Linked DNA regions of Mus musculus: regions 2 and 3 are each linked to region 1. A link is a loop called in an ENCODE intact Hi-C map of the cell type or tissue named here. Cell type or tissue: heart. All regions are shown on one strand.

Region 1 (8,000 bases):
TCTTCATTTAGTTCCTGAACATGCTCCACCCCGCAAGCTGTGGAGAATGGTATTTTCTGAAGACTTCTTACACAACCTAAACGCTTGAGTTCAGACTGAGATGCAGTCTTATAGATTTTTGTTCCCTCTCACTATCATCAGAAAGTCTGCCAAAGCCAGTTTGTGACTGATCGTACTCTCTGCAAAACGTTCCTGGAGGCATAAACTCTGATGGTGAGCAAGCCCTCAAGGTGTGGGACATGTCAGGCACTGAGCAAAGCTGGCCCAAGAGTGAGGTGACATGCTGTGGGCGGCAAGAGCTGACAAGTCAAGTCTGCCAAAGCTCATTGGAGCCCAGATAATGCCAGACATGGAGATGGCAGGGTTGGTGTTTCCCTGCTGGCTTTCAGTGTGGATTTGGTCCTGTCACTCCTTGCTGTCTACCCTCGTTCCTCTCTTTGGTAATGAGAGACTTTAGTCTGTGCTGTGACATACTGGGAGGCTGTACTTCATTTTCTTGTATTGCTGGGGCTCATAGTTTAGAGACTGAACCGAGTTTAGAAGCAACACTGGAAGAAGAGTCCTGAAATGTGTCTGTGTGTAGCATCAAGTGTGGCACAGACTCTCAAGCTTCCTGCACTAGAGCTGCTGCGCTGCACATGAGCACAGAGCCTGACCTCCAGGCTTCCAGGTGACTGGCTTTGGAGAAGGGCCTGAGAATCTGCTCTTCTAATCCTCTCTCAAGTGGTGCTCACACAGGTCTGGGCACCACCCTTGGAAGATCATTGTGTATATTTAAGACTAAACTCCAAGAAGGCTTAGCTAGGTAGCAAACAAGCAAACAAACTGCCAAACTGTTCTGTTTCCCACTCAAAATCCAGATTCACTCAGCAGAAGCAGCCACCAAGTCCTCTAAGAGATGATGAGAGGTGGCATCAGGTGGGCTTTGGAAGAGTTTCACAGTCAAGGGCATTCGAGACGTGGAGAGCCTCTGTGATAAGCTTATTGGTGCAAATGACCTGGCGGATACACAGCCGGTCTATCAGACAAGCTGCAGATTCAGTGTAGGTCACTGCATGAGGTTAGGGTGTGTGTGTGTGTGTGTGTGTGTGTGTGTGTGTGTGTGTGTGTAATAGAATCTAAAACCTTGCCGTTTCTCAGAGGTAAGGTCATGAGTGTTCTACTCAAATGCTTTCCTAGGCAGCATAAATAGCTCGATGGCAGCACACTGTGCTGACAGAGGACTTGTGTAATTCTGCCTTGAGGAGAGCCGAGCTTGAGGGCAGAGTGATTTCTATCGAGACTTCTTGCTTCTGAGACCTCTGAAAATGAATGTCCTCAGGGCTAGAGGCAGTCCTTAGAAGTATCACTGAAAAAAAAGAACATGAAAACACTGTTCTTTCTTTCTCCTTCTGGTTTTAAGAGACAGGGTTTTTCTGTGTCATCCTTTCTGTCCTGGAAGTCACTCAGTAGACAAGGCTGGTCTCAAACTCACAGGTCCACCTGGCCTTGTCTCTCAAGTGCTGAGATTAAAGGTGTACACCCCCATCACCAAATGAAAAGATTGTTGTGTCATGGAAATGTGTCACTTTTTAAAAATTGAATATAGGAAGGGGTTATTAATTAATCCTATACTATTTGTACTCCCCCTTTACATTCCATTTTATTGTACACATGTACATTAACCTTCACAGTGTTAGCAGAGCAACATATGGTAATTTTAAAATAGGTTATAACCCAGACTAGGTGGTTCACATCTATAATTCAGCCCTTGGAAGGCTGAGGCTAAAAGGATCACTGTGGCTTTGAGTCCAGCCTGGGAGATATAGGGGATTCCAGACCAATGTGGGTTACGTAGTGAGACTCTCTCTCAAACATTAAGTAATTATTAATATTCTATGTACTGTATGCACACATGCTGATTCAACACGTCTTTGCCTGATGAACAGAAGTAAAGTTGCCATATGGATCAGAAAGGAAAGAGTGAAGACTCTTTGCAGTGTACACTTGGAATACCTGAGACACACTGACTTTCTCAGTGATTGTTGAGAATCAGGCTTAGGACCCAGTGAGAATAACTCAGAAAGTCCTGACTGATTAGACAGCGGGCTGGACAAATGGACTGGTGGCCTGCTTCTCCCTTCCACCATTTTCTCCTCTCCTCTACCTATGGAAACACCCATTACTACAGAGCTAGCAGCTTTCCTCTGGGATCTGCAATTCTCAAAACTGTAAGGATTGGAAGCAGGTGCAAATGTCAGGCAGAGTAAAGAATTTTCTGTTTCCACTAACCTCTAATTTAATCTCACTGTTTGCATTAGGGAAATACACATCAATCCACAGTAGCACTGCTGTGTGTCTCCTATCATGGGGGACCACACACAGTCCCATTACAGACAGTTCATGACAGTACTTACATGTGACACAATTCTGAAGTTATGCTGATAGACATAACTCAAGACCATTTACTCTTCAGGATATTTATTAACCGAGCTTCCTTTGAGATTTTATGTATTTCTCCGGCATGCCAAAGGCTCTAGGCCATACTGAATTGTGCATCTCTGTTACTACGAAATATGGACAAAAAGTCTGTCTTAGTTGGGGTTTTTATTGCCACGATGAGACATGACCACAGCAACTCTTATAAAGAAAAAAACACTTAATTGGGGCTGGCTTATGGTTCCGTGATTTAGCCTATTGTCATCATGTCAGGAAAAATGGTGGCATGAAGGCAGACACTTGGGGATCTGAGGGTTATATATTAGGAAGTACAGACATCAGGAAGAAAGGGTGACATTGGGCCTGGCTCGAGCATCTCAAGGCCAAGAGACAGAGCCCACTCCCGGTGACATACTTCATGAAACAAGGGGACACCTCCTAATAGTGCCACTGCTATGAGCATTTAGGGGCCATTTTCACTCTAACTATCACACAGTCTTACAAGTTGGCAGAGGTGCTGAGGCCACAGGGAATTGTGTCTCTGTCACCATGGATCGTAGGTAGACAGTCTTACAGGTTGGCAAAGGCCGAAGGTTTCACTGCACCCTCATCCTCAGCTCCACCCTTGGCTTCCACTCGAGCAGGTGGCAGCTGATGGCTTGAGCTCAGGTGACAAGTTCCCTCTACCTAAGAGCAGTCCTGTTCCACATATCTGACAGTGTGGAATCCCAAATGCCCTACAGAGAGATGTTCTCTGGGGTTCATTTAGAATCACTGAATAGGAGCATGTTGTGGCGGCTTCATCTTCTGGTACTTTAGTAGGAGAATCTCTGAGTGTCTATTCTGAGCCATATCTTAATCTGCTGCCGGGGCTGATGGTATGAGGGGTGTTTAAGTGCAACAGACTGCACAAGAAGGACTGTGCTCCAACTTTCAGACCAACAGAACAACAACAAAGACCAAACTCTAAATCCACTGTGAGTAAAGGAGCCATCATTTACCCAAGCATGCCATGGAAATAATAAAGCTTTCCAAGAGGGTTTTCATATTATTTTTAGACTTTGAGTAGGAAAGAGTTCTGAATCTGAGGAGGGGGGGGGAAGGGAGAGAGACAGACAGAGAGAGACAGAGACAGAGATAGCTAGGCCACGTGTGCACAATCAGGATGTGGGAAGAAGAGAGAACCAGGAGAATCTGAAAGCAAACTTTAGGATGGGACTAACTCCATAGCTCCGTGTCACTCCATAGCCCTATGTCAGCGCCCCTGCGACACTTCCAGGGTCTGATTAATTCTCTAGGAGCAGTATAGATTTCCCAGTTCTCAAAAGCAGTCACATTACTTCTCCAAATGTGTGTGTGTGTGTGTGTGTGTGTGTGTGTGTGTGGTGTGGTGTGTAGGATCAACAAACAAATGCCACCTGTTTAATGTATATAATTAATGTATATGTCTTTGAGGTAATTCTATTACTCCTCACCTCCGAGAATTCTGGAGCTTTCCTGAATACCTTGATTGCTGTTGTATAAGGGAGGGCACAGTGTTCATCCTAATTACTATTTCCATCCTAGAAAGCCCAACTGGAGTCGCATGAGAATTTACCAAGAGACACAATTTAATGTCAGTGTAAGGAGATTTTCTGGAAACTGATTCCCCTAGCCTTGCAGGACTCAAAATTCTTTCCAACTGTGGCGTTATGTGCCACACCTCCTGATCATCTAAACCTGGATACCTTGATCCCACAGAGTAAAAGAGTAAAAGATCAGGAGGCTATCTATGCCCTTATCTACCTACCGGCATTCATGCCTTGAAATCAGGTTAACTTTCACTGATCCTGAAGACCTTCGCATTCTGGAACGTCCCCACCTCCACTGAAAGTGGAAACAATTTGTAGACTATGTATATGTTGTTTACCTTCCTAAAATTCTTATGACGATGTAGGGGGATCCTAGCTAAACCAAGGAGTCCCTCTGCAAGCATCATCCCGGCCGGCAGGGGGAAGCAGACTCCAACCCTGCGCTCTCGGGGCCTACACAGCCGGGTGGGGAAGCGACTTCACTTCCCAGGGTCTTGGCCTCTGCTGGCCCAGAGCTGCACCCCACTCCCAGGCCGAGGACAGTAGAAGAACTTGGGATCCAGGACTCTACAACGCACGAACCAGCTCCAGAGAGGACTCAGCTCTGTGCACTCTGCTCTCTAAGGCGGGTCGCAGCTAGGCAGTGCGCCTGCGCAGAACTGCTTCCGGATTGAGGGACTACTCTTGCGCTTTTTCCGCTTTCACCAGCTGCAGCAAGTGCTCAAGGGTGCAGGTGAGCTGTGCATCCATCCCTTAAAAGAAACTTTTCATGCAAAGGCATGAGAATAAACCGTTCTTTGCTGAGCATCCGCCCTCTCCTTCAGTCCCTCGATCTTCACAGCAGAAAACAGTTCAGACGACCTGGGGAGGGAGGGAGGGAATGGCATCTGCCCTCCCACAGATCTTTTCTGGCTCATCCTTCCAATTTCCTGAATTTCTGCTTTCCTGGGGGCCCTAAATATCGCATCTGTCTTACTCTTTACCTTCCCAGAGGTGAGGCGTGGTGGTAGGTAAAGTTCAACCAAGACTTGCTTCAAAAATGGCTCTCATGCCCACTTAGATCATAGGTAATTAGTTTATTTTTATGTGAAAATGCTTTGTGCATACTTATTTACAGATATCTTAGTGGGTGGAGAAGATTCAGGAGGACCTGAGATGGTGGGGCTGCGGAGGGATTTTCAGTTTCCTATGCTAAGCAGTGAATAATTTTGTTGCATTGCATCCAGGACGTTTTCCAGTCCTATATCAGCACCTAGCCTCTGTCTGTTGCATGAACATGCAGTGAACATGCCTCCCTCTTCCAGCCACATTCCACAACTTTCAAGTTCTTACACCCTTTGGGGTTTGGGAAGCAGGTGCGGGGAGGCAAGTGTCCTTTGCTTTCCAGAAGAAGCCAGCAAGATAACTGACTTGTGTAAGTTTTCACAGTAAGCAATTGTTGGCAATGGATTAATTTTACCCTTCTATAGAACTAAACTCAGTTCTCTGTGGAGACGCAGGAATTGTGGGATTCCTGACAATGTAGCCAAGGATGGTGAGGCAGTGGGGGTGTGGGTGTGGGTTGGGGGGGTGGCCAGCCACTGGATAACTTCCACACAGGCTGTGTATTGGAGCCACCCACTCATTCTCTCAGGGCAGTGCGCTTGGAGCTGTGTGCAGGTCAGCAATGGATGAACTAGTGTGGGTTTGCCCTACTTGAGCTTGGCTGGCAGAGAAAAAGAATCTGACAGGCAACGAATCTCAAGCAGGAAATTAAAGGAATTTATCTCTTATTGAAACAGGGTCACACGATCAGTTGGGGGACTCAAGAAGGTGAACTCACTTTTCATATTTTAAGTTAGCTTAGAAGAAAAATTAGAATCCACGTTACTATCCAGTGACGAATAATCTGTGCTATTAGCTTTGGATTTTTAAAAAAGTATGTCTTCTTGACTATTAGGCACATCAGTGAATAGTTCAAATATATGTGTATGTGCACACACAAACATGCTCTCGTGCTTACACACACACACACACACACACACACACACTACTGCCCAGAGACTCTGACTAAGGGAAAAGCATCAAGACTTCCCACCCTTAATTCCACTAGTGCTCCAAGACAGAGACCAGTAGGGAGCCTTGCTTGTAACTCCCCAGCCTTGCCCACCTCCAGGCTGTAGACTCTCAAGGCTGACTCTCAAATGCATGCACGCTCCCCTTTATTGTCCTTTCTCACAGGTGGGCACTCTCATCAACTGATAGCTCCACTGCATTCAGCTCCAGATTCATGTCCCCCTGCCTTTCCTGAGTATGTTCCACTACCACAGCTAGGAAACATTAAGTCTGCCTGTAAGGCTTGCTGGCTTAACCCTTCACTGACCTTGGGGCAAGACCCACAGACTCCCCTTACAGGGTGATGTGAGCGCAGGTGATATTTCTAATGGACACTCTTTGCACAAAACATGTGTGTTTCAGGATTTAAGGTGTGTCATTATTCGTTTGTTTGTTTTGAGACAGAATTTATGTGTGTAGCCCTGGCTGTCCTGAAACTCACTCTGTAGACCATGCTGGCCTCGAACTCAAAAATCTGCCTGCCTCTGCCTCTGCCTCTCTGCCTCTCTGCCTCTCTGCCTCTCTGCCTCTCTGCCTCTCTGCCTCTCTGCCTCTCTGCCTCTGCCTCCCAAGTGCTGGGATTAAAGGCATGTGCCACCACTGCCAGGAGTGTCATTATTCTTTAATCGTGTGTGTCTCTGTGTGGGTGTGTACACACTCGGCCTTAGAGTTCAAAGGAGGTCATCAGATGTCCTGGTGCTAGAGTCTCGGGCAGTTGTGAGCTGCCCAGCATAGGTGCTGGAAACAGGGCTCAGATTCTTCACCAAGCTCTCCCACTCCTCCCCCTACCCTTTGCATTTCATTTCACTTTATTTACAAACATGCCTTGCTTGCTCACCAACTCCCGGAAGGCTCTGCACATGTTCATTCATCTGCCTGGAACACTGGCTTACTCTGCTTGTTCCGGCTTCCCCGAGATCCCAGCTGGGACCCTGCCTCCCCTGGACATCCATCCTTAGACTCCAATGTCCAACAGACGCCTGTCCCCGTGGGGCTGTTCACCATCTGCTACTCCCTGCCCTGTTGTACTGTAGACCAGCCTGTGTCTACAACCTTTTCAAAACTGCTTCCTACTGCCTTGCACAAAGATAATGCTCAGTAAATACTTGTTGAGTGCAAAGGGGTTTAAATATGCCTCATTGAATGTGCAGGTGACAGATTTACTCTACATTAGTTGTCTTCTTGGTGTGCTGAAACAGTAATGGTTTTTAAAGTGGGAGTATCAAGGGAAGGATATTACCAAACACAGCTAACGTTTGTTCTAAAGTGTACCTTTATTTTTAATTGACATGTAGTATAAGTGAGACCACATGGGATTTTTCTTTCTGGGCCTTGAACAATTAATGTTTCCTGAACACTCAGTAAGTGCCGGGCACTATCCTGGTACTCTAATTATTTTTGGAAGTAACCATGTGAGCTAGACATTTATAATTTCCTTCTATTAAAATGGAGAAACTGAACCACAGAGCAGCTGAGGAACGCACCTGGTTTGACACAGCTAGTAAGCCTCGGTGTCATGGAGGCTGAGGTATATGGTATGACCAGTTTCTACATAGTACTACGTGGGGCCTCCTGTGAGATGCTCATAGGGCAGAAGAGAGTGAGTCACAGGTGGATGGTGCACTGTGTCACAGGGTGTGGGGCGATTGAACAGAAGAACCCTCCACGAGATCTCAAGCCCACCACTCACACTGTTGTTCACCTTGTTCAGCTGGATGCCCCTTGTTCTCAGGGGCGGGATTGCAGAGACGCCTACGGTGAGACGTCTCTGATCCTGAAATCTTGGCTGTGTGTGGTTTGGACATTGCCTGCTTTCTCTGCACCTTAGTTTTCTCACCCAGGAAATACTCACAATGATAGCACTGCCCTCATAAAAGCTTGTGTGGTGATTGGCTGTGGTGATATGGAGTTACGTGC
Region 2 (8,000 bases), 130 kb after region 1:
CCAGGCTACCCATCTACCCAACAAGTGCTGGTGGTCTACCTGTGTCCTCCCACCTCTTCTGTTCATGGGCCATAAAAGCACACACTTTAACTGCATCAAACTGCAATGCCACACTTTCATTCAGTTGGAGAAAGGGTTCTCGGCTTTTGGCCATGTTGGGGGTGGGTCTGGTTGTGCTTGTACTCATATGATAAATTCTATACCTCAAAGTCTGGTTGTCCCAATATGAGCAAGTTCTCATGTTCAACAGCCTTTGTTGTGCAGATCTCACTCCCCCCTCCCCAATTTAAAACCAGAGAGAGAAAGAGAGAGGACAGAGAGAGGAGGTCTACATTAGTCAGGACCAGAGCACATGCCTCAATGAAATGCCTCTCTAGGACACTACACTGCTGGAGTAGAAATAACCCAGGAAGATTCAAAGTGTTTGGGGGAAGTAGCCAGTCTAGTGTTAGAGAATTAGACTAGGGTTAATTCCTCAGTAATTACACAGTTAAGTCACTGTTGTGGTGACCACTTATGTATGTCAAGGCAGTGTGCTACCACCAGGACTTTTATCATTAGACTGGAAGTGCATTTAGGTTTCCTTGACTGACTTGTGAGGATTTGGTACTCAATACAGTGGAATCTTGTACCCACATACTCCTTGGAATTCATATGAAGAGGGGGAGCCTAAAATGATGGCGATTCTTTAAAATATTTATTCATTCATTCATTCATTCATTCATTCATTCATTTAATGTAAGTACACTGCAGCTGTCTTCAGAAACTCCAGAAGAGAGCATCAGATTTCGTTACGGATGGTTGTGAGCCACCATGTGGTTACTGGGATTTGAACTCAGGACCTTTGGAAGAGCAGTTGGTGCTCTTAACCACTGAGCCATCTCACCAGCCCCAATGGAGATTTTTTTTTATGGCATGAATTCACCAGGGAAGTAGAAAGGAAAAGGGAGAAATTCAGAGGTTGTGTTGGAGGATTTGAGCTGGAATGACCCTCTTTATCACAACATCCCCATGAAGACACTCTTTCAGTGACATAATGTTGTACTCATCATGACCACAGATCCCTCCACAAGCCATGTGATGCTACAGTGGGAACAGAGCCAGCCCCCGACCAAGACCAACCTGGACATCTTTATCAGGATGCAGTTAGAGGTCTGGACCTGTCTCTGGCTACCAGGTTGAATAAGGATTATCTCTTTGGACATTACTATGTCTTTCTTGTGCCAATTCTTCTATTGTTTTGGGTTTTGTTAGAATTAACTCTATCTGTAATAAAAAGCTCACCTCTGTGAGGAACAGTAGTAAAAGTCATGGTCAGTCTTTGTTGAGAACAAGAGAAGCATACTACTGGGAGTTTCAAAGTTGTGACTTCTCCAGTCCATCTCAGGCTTCCACTCATGTCTCTGAGGGAAGACTGATAAGTACAAAACTGTTTTACAAGAAAACTGTCCAGCCAGGTGTAGTGCACACATCTTTAGTCGCAGCACTCGGGAGGCAGAGGCAGGCAGATTTCTGAGTTCGAAGCCAGCCTGGTCTACAAAGTGAGTTCCAGGATAGCCAGGGCTATACAGAGAAACTCTGTCTTAAAAAAAAAAAAAAGAAACCAAAAACAACAAAACAAAACAAAAACCCCAAAAAAATGTCCAAGAAAGCAAGCTATGTATTATTTAATGTCTTTGATGTGTTGTCCTTTCTTCTGGATTATCTTATTGATCCAGAATAGGCTTTTATATATGGCACCAAAGCATGGGTGGCCTATAGTGCTGTTAAGGAGAAGAAGACTAATCGAGGGACCGGACTTTACATATTTCTTGCATGAATTGCTTCTCTGAACAGAAATCTGGCAGGTGCTCTGGTATGAGAGAAAACATAGGTTTATTCTGTGAATAAATATTCCCCGAAGCTGATGGTTCTCGTTATAAAATACAGATAAATGGGTGTGAAGAAGGTGGGTGGAAGAGGTCAGAGAAGGTATTTACAGTCACTTGGTAAAACAGACAGGATGGCCACATGGTAGATCTTGGTGACCAGGCTGCTGACTGTCAGAGGTTGGAAGTGACTTGGGATGATAAAAGTTCCAAGGACCCCAAAGCCTTGAGTACACTGATTAGTAGGGTGTCCAAAACATTTTTGAGGCTGGATCTCACTTTTTGGATCCCTGGGTAGCCTAGAACTTCCTATGTAGATTAGGTTGGTCTGGGACTCACGGGAAGCCACCTGCCTTTGTCTTCCAAGTGCTGGAGTTAAAGGCATGAGCCACCATGCCCAATAAATTTCCTGAATTCTCATCCAGAATGTTCTGCAATGCCAGATCTAAATTGATGTCTCTGCCCCAGATTACAGCAGGCTAAGCCCCTCCCGATGTGAGCTTCCCCTCTTCATTGTCTACTGTGTGTTTCCCACAATGAAACCACTGTCCTATTCTAGGGGTGAGACATTGCAATGGGGGCCAGTGTAGAATGTGTCAAGAAACAATTTTCAAAACATTCCCTCTTCTATTGTACAGACACAGACACCGTAAGTATCAAAAAGTTAGCTTTTCCTGGTGTGGGGGTAGAACTCAGAACTGTCAGCACATCTAGTTCTTGAATACTAGGCTCCTTTCCCAGACCTTGGTCTTTTTAAACAATTTCACTACATGTCCTAAACTCCCTCTAAAGCTGACCCTACTGCAGGGATCTCTTTGGAAGAAGCCCTCCAACACCAATAAGAGGGGAAGAGCAGAGATGTCACCTTAGTCCAAAGCCAGGATAGTTCCTGAAAGGCTTCAATGCTGAGTCTAGGTACTCAAGGGTCTAGTTTGTATTTTCATTTTGTATTTAAAACCATGATGCAGGTGGGACAAGAAATCAGGATTTTATAGAGCCTATGTGGTTGGCAGGCCGTCAACGGACACGGCTTGTTGTTTTTGTTCCCGGTTGTTCTGTTCCAGGTAGCAAGTGATGCCATTGTTGTTGAATAAGCTGTAGTGCTGATATGTAGTGCAGGCTGTGAAAATTGGTGTTGCTAGCTTCTTCATAGCCGGGAATCTGGACTGTGAGTTTCTTGGAAGAGATTAAGTCAGAGGCAAAACAAGCTTTGTTCATTAAGAAAGGAATTATTTGGAACCAGCAGATAAGGTGTAATGATCACCCTGAATATAATGATATTTAGAACCTGACATTTCCAGATAAGGAAGCTGATGACTCTGAGCTTGGTCAAGAGACCAAGCAAGCAAGATTTTATAGCCTGTCCCCTATAAAACAGGGTGGCACTCCTTAGCATGCTTTGCTGCCCTCTAGAGGCCAACCAAAGTTTCAAGATGTGTTCAGAAATCTTCCTTCACCTTCCACAGCATTGCTCTGGCTTCCAAAGAAATGCAAACCTTTACTAGCGCACCTGAAAGACCCACAACATGAGGACTCCCCCGCGTTCTGACTCAGGAGAGGCGACACCCCAAATCACTCATGAGAAATGGTCTTACTGCAAACTGCAAGAGGACTTTTAATTCAAGAGCGCTCTCGGGCCCACGGTCATACACCACGCAGGGGTAGAGGACCATGGCGCCCCGAATAGCTGGGTAAGGGGGTATTTAAAGGAAGAAACCACAACTCAAGGAAGTAGGGAGGGCGTTGTTGGAAAATACCAAAGATACAAGTTAAGAGTCACAAGGAAGTGCAAAGTCACAAGAGTCACAAGGAATAACTGGTAATTGTTCGGCTTATCTCTCAAGACAGTTTCTAAGAGCCCCTAACAATAGCACATTCTTTGAATGAACACTCTTTGAACCCAGGAAGCGGGTGGGTGGAGGAATGTCATATCTGTTTAATGATTAGCATACCTTGGAGCATTGAGTCACAGAGGCCACATTCCCAAGCCTGGGCCTAAAGGCCTAGAATTTTGCTTTTATATTTTTTCACACGCAACTACAGTTTTTCTTCATTTTTATTTTGTTTTGATACAGGGTATTGCTTGTATTGTTCAGGTTGACACCCATATCATAATTTATCTTAGAAGAGCAATATTAAATGAACCTGGTTTGGATCTGTAACACCCAAAATTAACCTGTAAGGCCCACCTGCCCAAGGACCAGGTAACTTTAGCTATTGGGGACTCTCTGAGTGAACCATGCACAGCTGGGATTGATGCAAAAGCAAGAGGAATTTATTGTTCCAGCTTGTTGGGGTTGTCCTGTACCCAAAGGAGAAGCTGCAACCTGGTTGTCCAGTTCAGCAACTTTTTTATACAGTTTCCAGGGGCAGAATAGAGCATCAGCAACTAGGCACAATATGATTGGAGGAACTGTGTGCCCTTTAAACTGATTGGTAATGAGGTAGTAGGGGCTTACTCAGCCTCTCCCTTCCAGCCTATGTGCTCAGCTGACCTCTTCCCTCTGGGAGGGAAGGGGCCCAGTGGAATTGTCCAACAGTCTTTAGTTAGCTGACCTCTTCAGCTGGGAGTTGTAGTTCTTGGAAAATAGCAAAGCCTCGGGGGAAAAAGAGTACTGTAGCTGATAAGTTTGCCCTTATAAATTCCTGCAACACATGGCTGGGACCATTCCACCTGGGAAATACAGGGAATGGCCTTGACCAAAGTCCATTTCTTGGTCAGTATTTAATATTTAATAAAGCTTGCATTAAATTTGACTCAAAATGGTGGAACCGTTCCTCCTCACCACCCAATACCTGGTGAATCGCAAGATTAACAATCCTATTGCCTCTGCCTCTGGAAGAGTGGGAACAGAGACACCTATTACTATGAGGGTGTATTCCCTCCCCTCCCCTCCCCTCCCCTCCCCTCCCCTCCCCTCCCCTCCCCTCCCCTCCCCTCCCCTCCCCTCCTCTCCTCTCCTCTCCTCTCCTCTCCTCACTTTCTCTCTCTTTTTCCTTTTCAAAAGCTATTGGCAGGTGATAGCTGCTGGGAGAGGACAATACTTTTATTCTAGATACGGCCACTGGTGGGCTGCCCTGCTCCACTGAATGGCCCTCACATATGGATCAGAGAGACTAAGGAAGAAAAGAGAAAATATGAAATGGGAGAGGAAGGGGTAAGAGTGTGTTCAGGGGAAAAGGGAATGGGGAGATGAGAAATCGACAAGCTCAAAACACATTGTATATGTATCTGAAGTTCACAAGGAATAAATAAAAATATTAAAATAAATAAGGGTCTTCTTTTTTTTTTTTTTTTTTTTTTTTTTGGTTTTTCGAGACAGGGTTTCTCTGTATATCTCTGGCTGTCCTGGAACTCACTTTGTAGACCAGGCTGGCCTCGAACACAGAAATCCGCCTGCCTCTGCCTCCTGAGTGCTGGGATTAAAGGTGTGCACCACCACGCCCGGCTAATAAGGGTCTTCTTAAATGAATAATCTTTGTACAAAGAAGTGGATGCCATAAAGACCTCAGTCTGTATATAAAGTTGACCTCATTTATGTCCCCACTTACCCTCTCCTGTTGGCCTTCCCTTCTCATCCTGGTCACCTTTCTTGTTCTGAATTATCCAGATTCTGTGGACACATTTTGAGCTTGTGTGGATGATGCATGTGTGTGTGTGTGATGGAGCATATGCTTGCATGTGTGCTTGAGAGTAAGTACTATTTAATCTTCCCATCCCCCAGTGCTGAGACTTGAACCAGGGTGACCTGCTATAGTGACAATTTTCTAAATAAAATCAAACCATGGGCAGTTTTCGATTGCCACATGATTTAATGTCACTGACTTAATAGCTGTTCATTTAAGACTTTTACAGAGCAAGTTGTCTTCTAAGAATTCTTGCTGATACTTGTAGTTTCCTGAAGATTAATCTGTTACTATTTGTTCTAATAAAGATACAGGTGGGCACATGATTCTGAGCCTTGGTTTTGTTCTCTAGACTGTGATCTCTTAGATTATTTATAGTACTAAGAATAAGTGTTTGTGGCAGGGCCTGGTGCTCTATGACTCTAATTCCAGGCCTGTGAAAGGAAAGGGAGGGGGAGCTTTGTGAGTTTCAGAGAGTTCTGAGCTATACAATGAGATGTAGACCAGCGAGGGACCACATGACACCCAAGCAAAGAAAAGTAGGTTTTTCAAATAATGAGCTGAATCACATTTAAACACTGTCTCATATTGTCCGCAGTGGCAGTCTCTCTAGATGCTTCATTATGTCCTTTGGAGAAAGAAGGTCTCTTGGACCCTGGCTCTGAGTTGCTGCAGGTTTATCAATCTCCAAGAAACTTTTGACCATTTGATTCTGACAGCAGTGTGTGTTTCAGTCAGGATCGCTCTCAGGCTCCCAGGTAAGCTGTGCTGAGGTGGCTCTCAGGTGATCAGGTCCTATCAGGGTGCCAGCCTCTGTGGCTACAGAGGGTGCAACGTGGTGAAGACTGAGAGGGAATCTCACAGAATTCCTGACATGCACAGAGGGGAGTAGTCTCAGAGTTTGGAGGAAACTAGTCGGAGTTTTGCAGATGAATAATGTTTTCAAATAGGGTATCCCTATGCAATCCTGGTAATCCTTAAACTATGAAGACCTGGGAGGCTGTGAATTTACAAAGATCTGTCAGCCTCTGCCCCCTGGGTGCTGGGATTAAAGCTGTGAGCCACCACACTTGGCCACTAAAGTAGGAATTTAAAAGTCCCATTATTGGGCTAGCTAGATGGCTCAGTGGGTAAGAGCACTGACTGCTTTTCCAAAGGTCCTAAGTTCAAATCCCAGCAAACACATGGTGGCTCACAACCACTCCTAATGAGATTTGATGCCCTTTTCTGGTGCCTCTGAAGTCAGCTACAGTATACTTATGTATATTGATGACTAAATCTTTGGGCCTGAGCAAGCAGGGACTGAGCAAGTGGAGTTGACAGGAGCCAGAGTGCTGAAAACAATGACCAGAGTGAGCAGAGGTCCTAAAAATTCAATTCCCAACAACCACATGAAGGCTCACAATTATCTGTACAGATACAGTGTACTCACATAAATAAATAAATAAATAAATCTAAAAAAAAAAAAAAAAAAAAAAAGGTCCTAAACTCCTCAGAAATTCTGTGGATCAAAACCATGTGCTTGTAAAGCCTGAGAGCTCACTGGACCCAAAAGAAAACTCTGAAGGAAAAGAAAAAGAAAAAATATTGAAAGAGAAGAAAGAAGGAAAAAAGAAAGAGATAGAGAAAGCAAAAAACAAACAACAACTTGAACAAAGGTGGAAGGAATAAAATCCTAAGAGCTCACAGCTGTAGACTGATAAGAAACCAGTGATCTTTCCTCTGAAATGTAAATAACTCTTCAAAGACTGGGATAGTGGCCCACACCTTTAATCCCAGCAACAGGGAGGCAGAGGCAGGTGGATCTCTTGATTTGAGGCCAGCCTCATCTACAGAGTGAGGGCCAGGACAGCCAGGGCTACACAGAGAAATCCTGCCTCCAATAAAGCAGGATGGAGAGACACACATCTCTAATCCTAGTTCTCAGAAGCCTGCGACAGACATGAAGAAGGCAGCTCTAGTCTGTGCTATCTAAAGAGTTCCAGAGCAGCCTGAGCCACCAAGAACCCCACCTCCACACAATAAAACAAATGAATAACGAACAACCCCAAGTTTCTTTCTTTCTTTTTTCTAGACAGGGTTTCTCTGTGTAGTCCTGTCTGTCCTGGAACTCACTCTGTAGACCAGGGTGGCCTCGAACTCAGAAATCTGCCTGCCTCTGCCTCCCAAGTTCTGGGAATAAAGGCATGCACCACCACCACCTGGATGTGAAGTGTCTTAATGAGTCAAGATCACAACAACTGTTCAAAATTAGTCATCCTGAAACAGAGATTCCTAGGGGCTGGGAACTACTTTAGAACTAAGGAGTCTGGGTTCAAGACTGGCACCAAACAAACAAAACCATAACAAACAAGAACAACAAAACAATTCAAAACAACAAAAACCAAACCAAAATAACCAACAAAACAAACAAACCCAAAGAAGCTAATGTCATCTTGCTGCCATGGTGACAAGTTGACAATTAGCTGTACAGCCTCAGGAAGGAAGGTGACAAACTTGAGCACA
Region 3 (8,000 bases), 1.1 Mb after region 1:
AAAAACAATAGGCGTGAACAAAAATAATAGGCATTCCCCAAATAATAACAATAGAATGTGATAATAAAAGTCGTGGGTGCCATCCCAGGGAGCAGAGAGGAAGAACTCCATCCAGGAGCAGTCAAGACAAGTTTACAGATGTGCAGTGAACCACAACAACAACAACAACAACAACAACAAAAAGTAAGATTCTTGAATCTTCCACATACATTCCCCTAGTGGAAAAGATGGCAAGGCAGCCTTTCTTCTGGTCCTTAATGAACAAAGCAAGCAGAGGGCAGGAAACTTCTGAGTATCACCTACTCACTGCACTTTCACATTTGCTTGCAGGAAGACTAGAAAGACTTCTGTGACCAACTAAGGAAGGCAACGGTTCCTTGTGGGGCTCACGTGTTCTTGCTCATGGTTTATAAGCCCCATTTATTGATCCAGAGAAGGCAACAACTTTCTGGACTAGGAACTGACAACCAGATGAGATCTGAGGGAGAAGAGAGTCGCGATCCCTTCTTGTAACGATCATTTGCCTTTGCTCTGGTCACTAAAAGTGTGTCTTGCATGCGGTATTAGGCTTTAAGCTTCACCAATCAACCAAGAATCCACAGTCCCAGTCGTTCATTCCTGATGCAGTTTCCTTGGCAACCATGGCCCTGCCAGAAAGCTCACCAACCCACAGTGAGACTGTGTGAAGCCCAGCAGCTCTGTCAGGAACTCTCAGCTTTTAAATAATAGGAGACCACACTGAGATACTTTCTTGCTCAAACGCCAACCTGGATGCCATCATTCTGTATTTGTGGTGCGCCTTTCATCTGGGCAGTTCAAAGCAGGACTGGGTCGGACCTTATGGAGATGAACGTTATAGTTAGTCACACGTTCTGGAAAGGAACCAGAAACGAGGTGTGAGGGAAATCAAAGGACTCTGTAGCCGAGTGCTGACTTCGCCCCTTCCTTTCTTTTGCTTTCTCCCTTCCTTTTATGTCTTCCTAATGTTCGTCCCCATTTCCTTTACTCCTATTATATATTTCTTAAGTGATATCCCTGGCACTCCCTTGCAGTCAATCTTTACAGTTGCCTCTAGAAAGACCAAACTCGAAGGCTGGACTTGAGATCGCCCACTCTGTAGGTTCCTCCATTGACTTTGCTGTCACCTGAGCTAAACATGACTAGTGTCCATGTCAGATGCTGCTACTGCAGGTTTCATTCAGATCATCTGAGTCACTCTTTTCTTTCCTTGCCTCAATTGATGATCTTGGAGGGAGTCCCTAAAGAGCCCTCAATATCAGAGAAGACAAGAAGAGTCCCTGTACAAAAATTAAAACGTTCCAACAAAATCACTTAGGGCAGAGTTCTCCCAAGATTAGTGTCCAGATACCTCCCCAGGGATGACATTATAAGACGCCTTTGATTCAGTTTTGGATGGAATCTGAGGTTCCACATCTCCAACAAGCTCTCAAGTCACACTGCTCCTAGTGGTTGGGTTAGAAGACCAGCCTTTGAGGAAGGAAGGGCTCTGGCTCTGTGTCTGCATCTATACTGTTCCTCTGTGGGCTGTTAGGATGAGAGTGGGAAACACAGGTCCCGTTCTTATACCGTTTTGTATAATCAAGAATGCTTCATGTATTCCTTTGAGACATGCAAGGTAGTCAGTATTATTGTCTGTGTTTTCTGTTCAATATCAGAAAATAGTGAGATTTCACAACCAGTTGTTTATACCCGTCACAAAAAGATTAATTTAGGAGTTGAGAGATACTAGCGTCTTATAGAGGACCTTTAAGTGCCACATCAGATGGCTCATGATCACTTGTCATTCCAACTCCGGTGTATCTCATGCCCTCTTCTGGCCTCTTGGGCACTCACGTGCATGTCACCAAACACAGACATGCATGTATATAGGTAATGTTAAAATGAATAATACATTTTTAAAAAAGAAAAACCCAACTTGAACGTTTTGTTGTTATTGTAAAAAGTATAAATTGTTGCAGTGGCTGTTAAAACGCATCTAGCAAGTTGTTTCAAGGACTCACAGAAAGGTTTTCAGAGACATTTTGAAGGTCTTGTTGTTGTTATTTCTTGGCTTCTTTTTGCTTTTTTGTTTTTGTTCATTTGTTGATGGGAAGCTCCCAGATTCATAGTTAATGGAACTTTACTGATTCAGTGGCTATGGTCTGGCTTCTCTCCAGACTGACTTAGTTACTCGTGGTAATGAGACTGGGAAGATACCAGACGCGAATCGGCTTCCACCTGAACCTGAATGGAAATGACCTCATTTACCTGAACCACAGGCATGCCGGGAACGTGAGAATGTACCTGTGTTTGCAACTCTTTGTAATAGTTAATATCCTTAGAAGAGGTCTTGCCACACCCAAACTCCAATGACAGCCTCAGGGATCTAGGGTAGAAGGGCAAAGGAATGTGGTGACAGAGACTGCCACCTTCCAAAGGCCACCTGGAGCTTCAGAAACTAGGAAGGTTATGAAAAGATTCTTCCTATATTCTAAGGCTACTCAATCCCTCTGAGTTACCATGGCTTTGTGTTTCTGACCTCTCGGGGCTTACACACAACTCTTGTTATTTTATGTCACCCACTTTGTGGTAATTTGTTGTGGTAGACCTAGGAGCCTTCACAATTTCCCAACGTTTAACATAGTCTAGCTTTGTATGTTTCCCCCCCCCCCCCCCCCCGGCTCTTCAAGCTTCCAGATGTTTAACCCAGCCTGGCTTTGAATGTTTTCCCGTGTGCCTCAGAGCTCCCGATGCCTAGCTTCTGTTGTCTGGTCTGGGCACTTAGGGGTTGCTTGTAACGTGATCCTGAGCATCAACCAACTCCGTATTGAGTAAGTGATTCTCCGGCCAGACTCATTAAGGAAAATCACACGAACTTACTGCAATTTGAAAGCTTTAAGAGTAAAACTCCGTATTACAAAAGAAGGCATCGTACGTAATTCTTTAATGAGAAAGAATGATAAGGATGTGGACATTTTTGAAATTTTAAGACAGTTAAAGTTCCAAAGCAGATGTGTTTATGTAATGGTAAAGACAGTTTCCGAGGTTTGGCCTCAAACTTTCAAGTTTGGTCCATTCTGCTGTAATTGCTCTTGAGATTTTTATGGCAATGGTACTGTGAAGGGTATCCAAGCTGCATGAAGCGCTGCTGCCATCTTGTGGCTGAAATGCCCCACTACATTTGTTTTCTACTTGGGCAAGACAGAGTTCAGAGTGGAAGTCAGGTTTTAATATTGAACTTGTGTCCTTCAGCTGGTGTGGCAGAGTATGACAGCACATGCTCTCTTTTCTTTTTTATTCGACAAGGGAGGAGAACAATATAATACAGCTGCCAATAATCGGTGGCAATTCACAAATACCACTCTCTCCGAAGATGAGAGCACACTGGGAATTTCAATTTGAGTTGTAGTCCCTGCTCAATCTGTGTGTGCGTGGTCTTCAACACGCGGGGTTCTGGAGAGGAAAGATGAGGAGGTCACAGTTTTAAGAGGCCAGCTACTACCCACTCTGTATTTGAGGTTTCTTCTATGTTTTTCTGCCGTGAGGCCATCTACCCACACTCTGGAGAGTCTTTTGTTTGTTTAATTTTCTGTCATCTAGCATTTTGATTGCCTAGTTTTCTAGGAAAAGGAATTTTAAAAACCTCTGAGTCATGTTTGATATACAGTTGCCATATATTAAAATTATTGTTCTTCGGCACCAGCTTCCTTTTTCCCTTAGTAGATATTCCTGAGTGATACACACCAGCATCTCCACTCCCTAAACCATAATCAAATTGCCAAACACACTAATGCTCAGAATCATGACCTGAGGTCTTAAGAGTGGATGTTCTAGGACCTACCTCTACCATCACCACTACAAATGTGTGAGGAGAACACCTCATAACTCTTTAAGATATTATTTGAAAGCCTCACTCCAAGAATGTCTCAAGAACATAAATGAAGCCCTAAAACATTGTTCTCAGGTATGAAATTGGTAATTTTAATCAAATGTAAGAGTTATAAATGGCTAGGGAAATGAATTTGGCTTTATTTCAATGCAGTTTTGAGCAGCTAGTCCCTCAGAGTGAAGGCAGAACTCAGGTTGATTGGTTTGTTTAATATATGTGTTCATTTGTTTCTCTCTTCCTTGTTAGTATGTTTATTGTTTATTATTAATACTACATTTAATGGTTGTTTTGTTCATTGATGTGACAAAATAGTCAGAAGCAACGTGAGACAGAGTGGTCCTTAGGTGGTGAAGGCAGGAATGTGAAGCCAGCTTCATTGCACCCATGGCCAGGAAGCAGGGATGATGGCCAGTATTCTGCTCAGTGTTTCATGCTTGACTCACTCTGGGTCTCCAGCCAATGGAATGGAGCTGTTAATCCAACAGACGTGAGGAGAAAGACCACTGATGCGATTCATGGCCAAACTAATTAAGGCGAGCTTTGTTTTTTTTTTTTTTTTTTTTTTTTGTTTTGTTTTGTTTTGTTTTAATTTTATTTTATTTTTATTAGGTATTTTTCTCGTTTACATTTTCAATGCTATCCCAAAAGTCCGCCATACCCCCCCCCCCAATCCACTACCCACCCACTCCCCCGTTTTGGCCCTGGGGTTCCCCTGTACTGGGGCATATACAGTTTGCAAGTCCAATGGGCCTCTCTTTGCAGTGATGGCCAACTAGGCCATCTTTTGATACATATGCAGCTAGAGTCAAGAGCTCCAGGGTACTGGTTAGTTCATAATGTTGTTCCACCTATAGGGTTGCAGTTCCCTTTAGCTCCTTGGGTAATTTCTCTAGCTCCTCCATTGGGGGCCGTGTGACCCATCCAATAGCTGACTGTGATCATCCACTTCTGTGTTTGCTAGGCCCCGGCATAGTCTCACAAGAGACGGCTATATCTGGGTCCTTTCAGCAAAATCTTGCTAGTGTATGCAATGGTGTCAGCGTTTGGGAGCTGATTATGGGATGGATCCCTGCATATGGCAATCACTAGATGGTCCATCCTTTCGTCACAGCTCCAAATTTTGTCTCTGTAACTCCTTCAATGGGTGTTTAGTTCCCATTTCTAAGAAGGGGCAAAGTGTCCACACTTTGGTCTTCATTCTTCATGAATTTCATGTGTTTAGCAAGTTGTATCTTATATCTTGGGTATCCTCAGTTTCTGGGCTAATATCCACTTATCAGTGAGTACATATTGTGCGAGTTCCTTTGTGTTTGGGTTACCTCACTCAGGATGATGCCCTCCAGGTCCATCCATTTGCCTAGGAATTTCATAAATTCATTTTTTAATAGCTGAGTAGTACTCCATTGTGTAAATGTACCACATTTTCTGTATCCATTCCTCTGTTGAGGGGCATCTGGGTTGTTGTTTTGCTGTGGCACTAACTTTGGGGGAACCTAAAAGTCACATACTGGTGACTCCAAGGTTTCCTTCAACCTGGTAGTAATTAGTGTTCATCTGCTCAGCTTTGCTGAGTGTTAGCCAGCACAAAGGAAACTTGTACTTTGAGCTACTAGACACTTTGGCTCTTATTTCCATTCGCAGTTACCTGCCTCCTGCTAAAGAAATATTGAACACCATGTTAAAGATAGGAAACCCTCAGATTTTTTTTTTAAGAGGTTAGAAGCAACACTGCATGACCATGCCCCGCCACCTGCTTCTTTACCCTGGTATTTGAAACCTAGTGACCTCATTTCCATTTTCAGTGTTCCACTGACCTCTTTCCTGTTGTTAGCACAGACTGTGTTCTGATGCGAGGTTTGGCCCTGTGATATGGTTCTCATCGGATATTTTATTTGGTTAGGAGAGCCTTCTTGTATGACTGCGCTTCTGTCTGACCTCAGGCATAATCATGGGTTCATTGAAGTCCTGGTTATAAAAGCTTTTCTTTTCCCTTATATATATATATATGATTATTTGGTGATTTACTAACCTAAAGCACTCAAAAGATTTGGGTGAACAAATAAAGTATGAATGGAAAGTACCCTTCTCCAATTCCTCATGGACTTCTGTTAGGGCCAAGGTCCAGTGCCTAGGGATAGGAGGGAGGTCACTAGAGGCCAAGAGGTTGAAGAGATTGTGGGAAGTCACAAGCAGATAAGACATTATTTATTTGTGGTAAGGAACACCACACAGACCAACAACCTCTGGCAGACTCAAGATATGTACTAGCACATGTAGGCCAAAGACAGGCAAGCATAGAATACAAACAAACCAGCACACAGGTTATAGGCATGCAGTTCTACAGAAGTCAAAAGCACCCAGTACAAGGAATGATCCTGACCTCAAAGCCAGATTTATATGACACTCACACATTTAGGTCACAAATAGTTAGATAACAAATTACTTCACTGTTTACTTTGGGGTTCTCTGGACATTCGGTGTCAGCCATTTTTGTCCTGAGTCTAAGGCCCCAACTCCAGTATTCAGAATCTGCGATCTTGGACCATGCTGTCTAAACATTGCAGGTTATCATGGCCCTCTGTTCCTTATGATTTCTTTAATCTCTCAATGGCTTCATCATCATTTTCAAGAATAAATCAAACACATGTGGCTCAATGATCAAGATTGTGCAATTACAAATGAGACAGAACACAAGAACCTATCTAGGTGATGGGTTTAATCCATAGCTGGCTAGATGGTCCTCACTGTCATATATGCAGTCCACTGTTAACAAAAATACTGTTATGTGGCTCATAATTATATTTTGAAACTTGGAGAGTGAAGGAGCATGACCCAATAAAATGGCTTTGGGTTTATATGATTAGTAGTTTTCTAACTCTGATATGAGGAGCTGGACCACTGGATCAGGTGCTGTAGGTTTGGTTTGGAGCTTAGACTTCTTAGACAGATAGAGACAGTAAAGATAACATAGACCCAGAGCAAAACAAACCAGAAACATGCCAGAAACACGGGGAGTGGACAAAGTAACAGAATGGTCCAGATGTGTCTCCTTCTACTTTGTACCCATCTCAATAGTTATACACGGAAGATGCTGATGAAGAGGGCCTGGCTGACAAACCCTTTTACTTTGTGTTATGTTGGCAGTCGGGGTCAAGCCCACTCCAAGTATCTCTTGTGCAAGGACAAGGCTCTCTTGATAGGCAATAGGGGCCAAAGTACAGAGTCCCTGAAGCAGGGCTGTGGGACCTGCTTGTTCTAGACATCGTGGTGATAGTAGGGACTTCGGTTTGATTCAGCATGGAGATTTCAGAACAAAATTCAGTTTTACTCAATGTTAGAGAACAACAACCATTAGGCAAAGCCTATCTCAGAGGAGGAAATTCATATTCGTAGTCAAAGCTGCTTAAAAAATTGGACGTAGTTTTGGGCAGTTAGGAAGAATTGTAGAGAATATTTCAACAAAATATTGGGAAATATGAACCAGGTGAAGATATGGGGAGGGTTGCCAAAGTTAGCAAGAGAAAACACGTGATTCTCAGTTGCATTTTAATTTCAGATAAGCAAGTAATTTTTAAAAGCCTTCACATAACTTTAATCATGTGCTGTTTATTTGACTCATATTTAATTGGAAATCATGAGTTTGATCTGGAAACCCTAAATTGGAGAAGTCAGTGAGCAAGGGGTGAGGGCTGGATGCAGGGGGAGAAAGGCCACTTCTGAAGAGTTTGGAGATGAGGGGACGAGAGGGATAAACTGGAATTCTCTTCCGAGCGGAGACCTGACCCACTGGCCTAGAGTTCTCATGCTCACACTCCCCTGGCTATCTATGTATGAGATTGCCCACACTGGAGTAACTGACAGATAATTAGCTAGAATCAGAAACAAATACATATGACATGTATTTGAAACACAACCAAAAAAAGTTTTAAAACCTGAAGACCTCCCCATACTGTGAAATTAGTATAACCTGAATAAGGTCAACTCATGAGAACATTACACATACACTAATATTTACTACATGTCATTACATTATTGTGTAACAACATAATTACATTATCACTACTCATAATAATTACTATAATATTATATTATGACATTACTGCTACTTACT

The links. A loop is a pair of places that touch in the nucleus more often than their neighbours do. Peaks named below come from ENCODE experiments on the same cell type or tissue, not always from the same donor. Only the 100,000 strongest peaks of a DNase experiment are listed, where the experiment ranks them.
Region 2: it touches region 1 in a loop (12-fold over the local background); 17 of 42 quality-filtered maps call a loop at or near these places.
Region 3: it touches region 1 in a loop (14-fold over the local background); 14 of 42 quality-filtered maps call a loop at or near these places.

The regions. Positions count from the first base shown.
Region 1 is chr1:21,214,168-21,222,167 of GRCm38, forward strand. Tmem14a (transmembrane protein 14A) reads left to right here and starts at 4,408. Exons shown (of 5, transcript NM_029398.3): 1 at 4,408-4,722. The region is part of intron 1 of Gm28836 (a long non-coding RNA gene); the gene reads right to left. In heart, a CTCF peak has its summit at 4,412 (motif pointing right); a DNase peak (open chromatin) is centred at 4,554; H3K4me3 peaks cover 1,347 bases; H3K27ac peaks cover 856 bases; H3K27me3 peaks cover 546 bases.
Region 2 is chr1:21,341,236-21,349,235 of GRCm38, forward strand. It overlaps the pseudogene Gm21909. Among named protein-coding and RNA genes, the nearest start is that of Khdc1a, 4.4 kb to the right of the region's middle. In heart, a CTCF peak has its summit at 3,277 (motif pointing left); no DNase peak of the experiment used is centred here.
Region 3 is chr1:22,266,017-22,274,016 of GRCm38, forward strand. No RefSeq gene overlaps it. Among named protein-coding and RNA genes, the nearest start is that of Kcnq5, 310 kb to the left of the region's middle. In heart, a CTCF peak has its summit at 3,156 (motif pointing left); no DNase peak of the experiment used is centred here.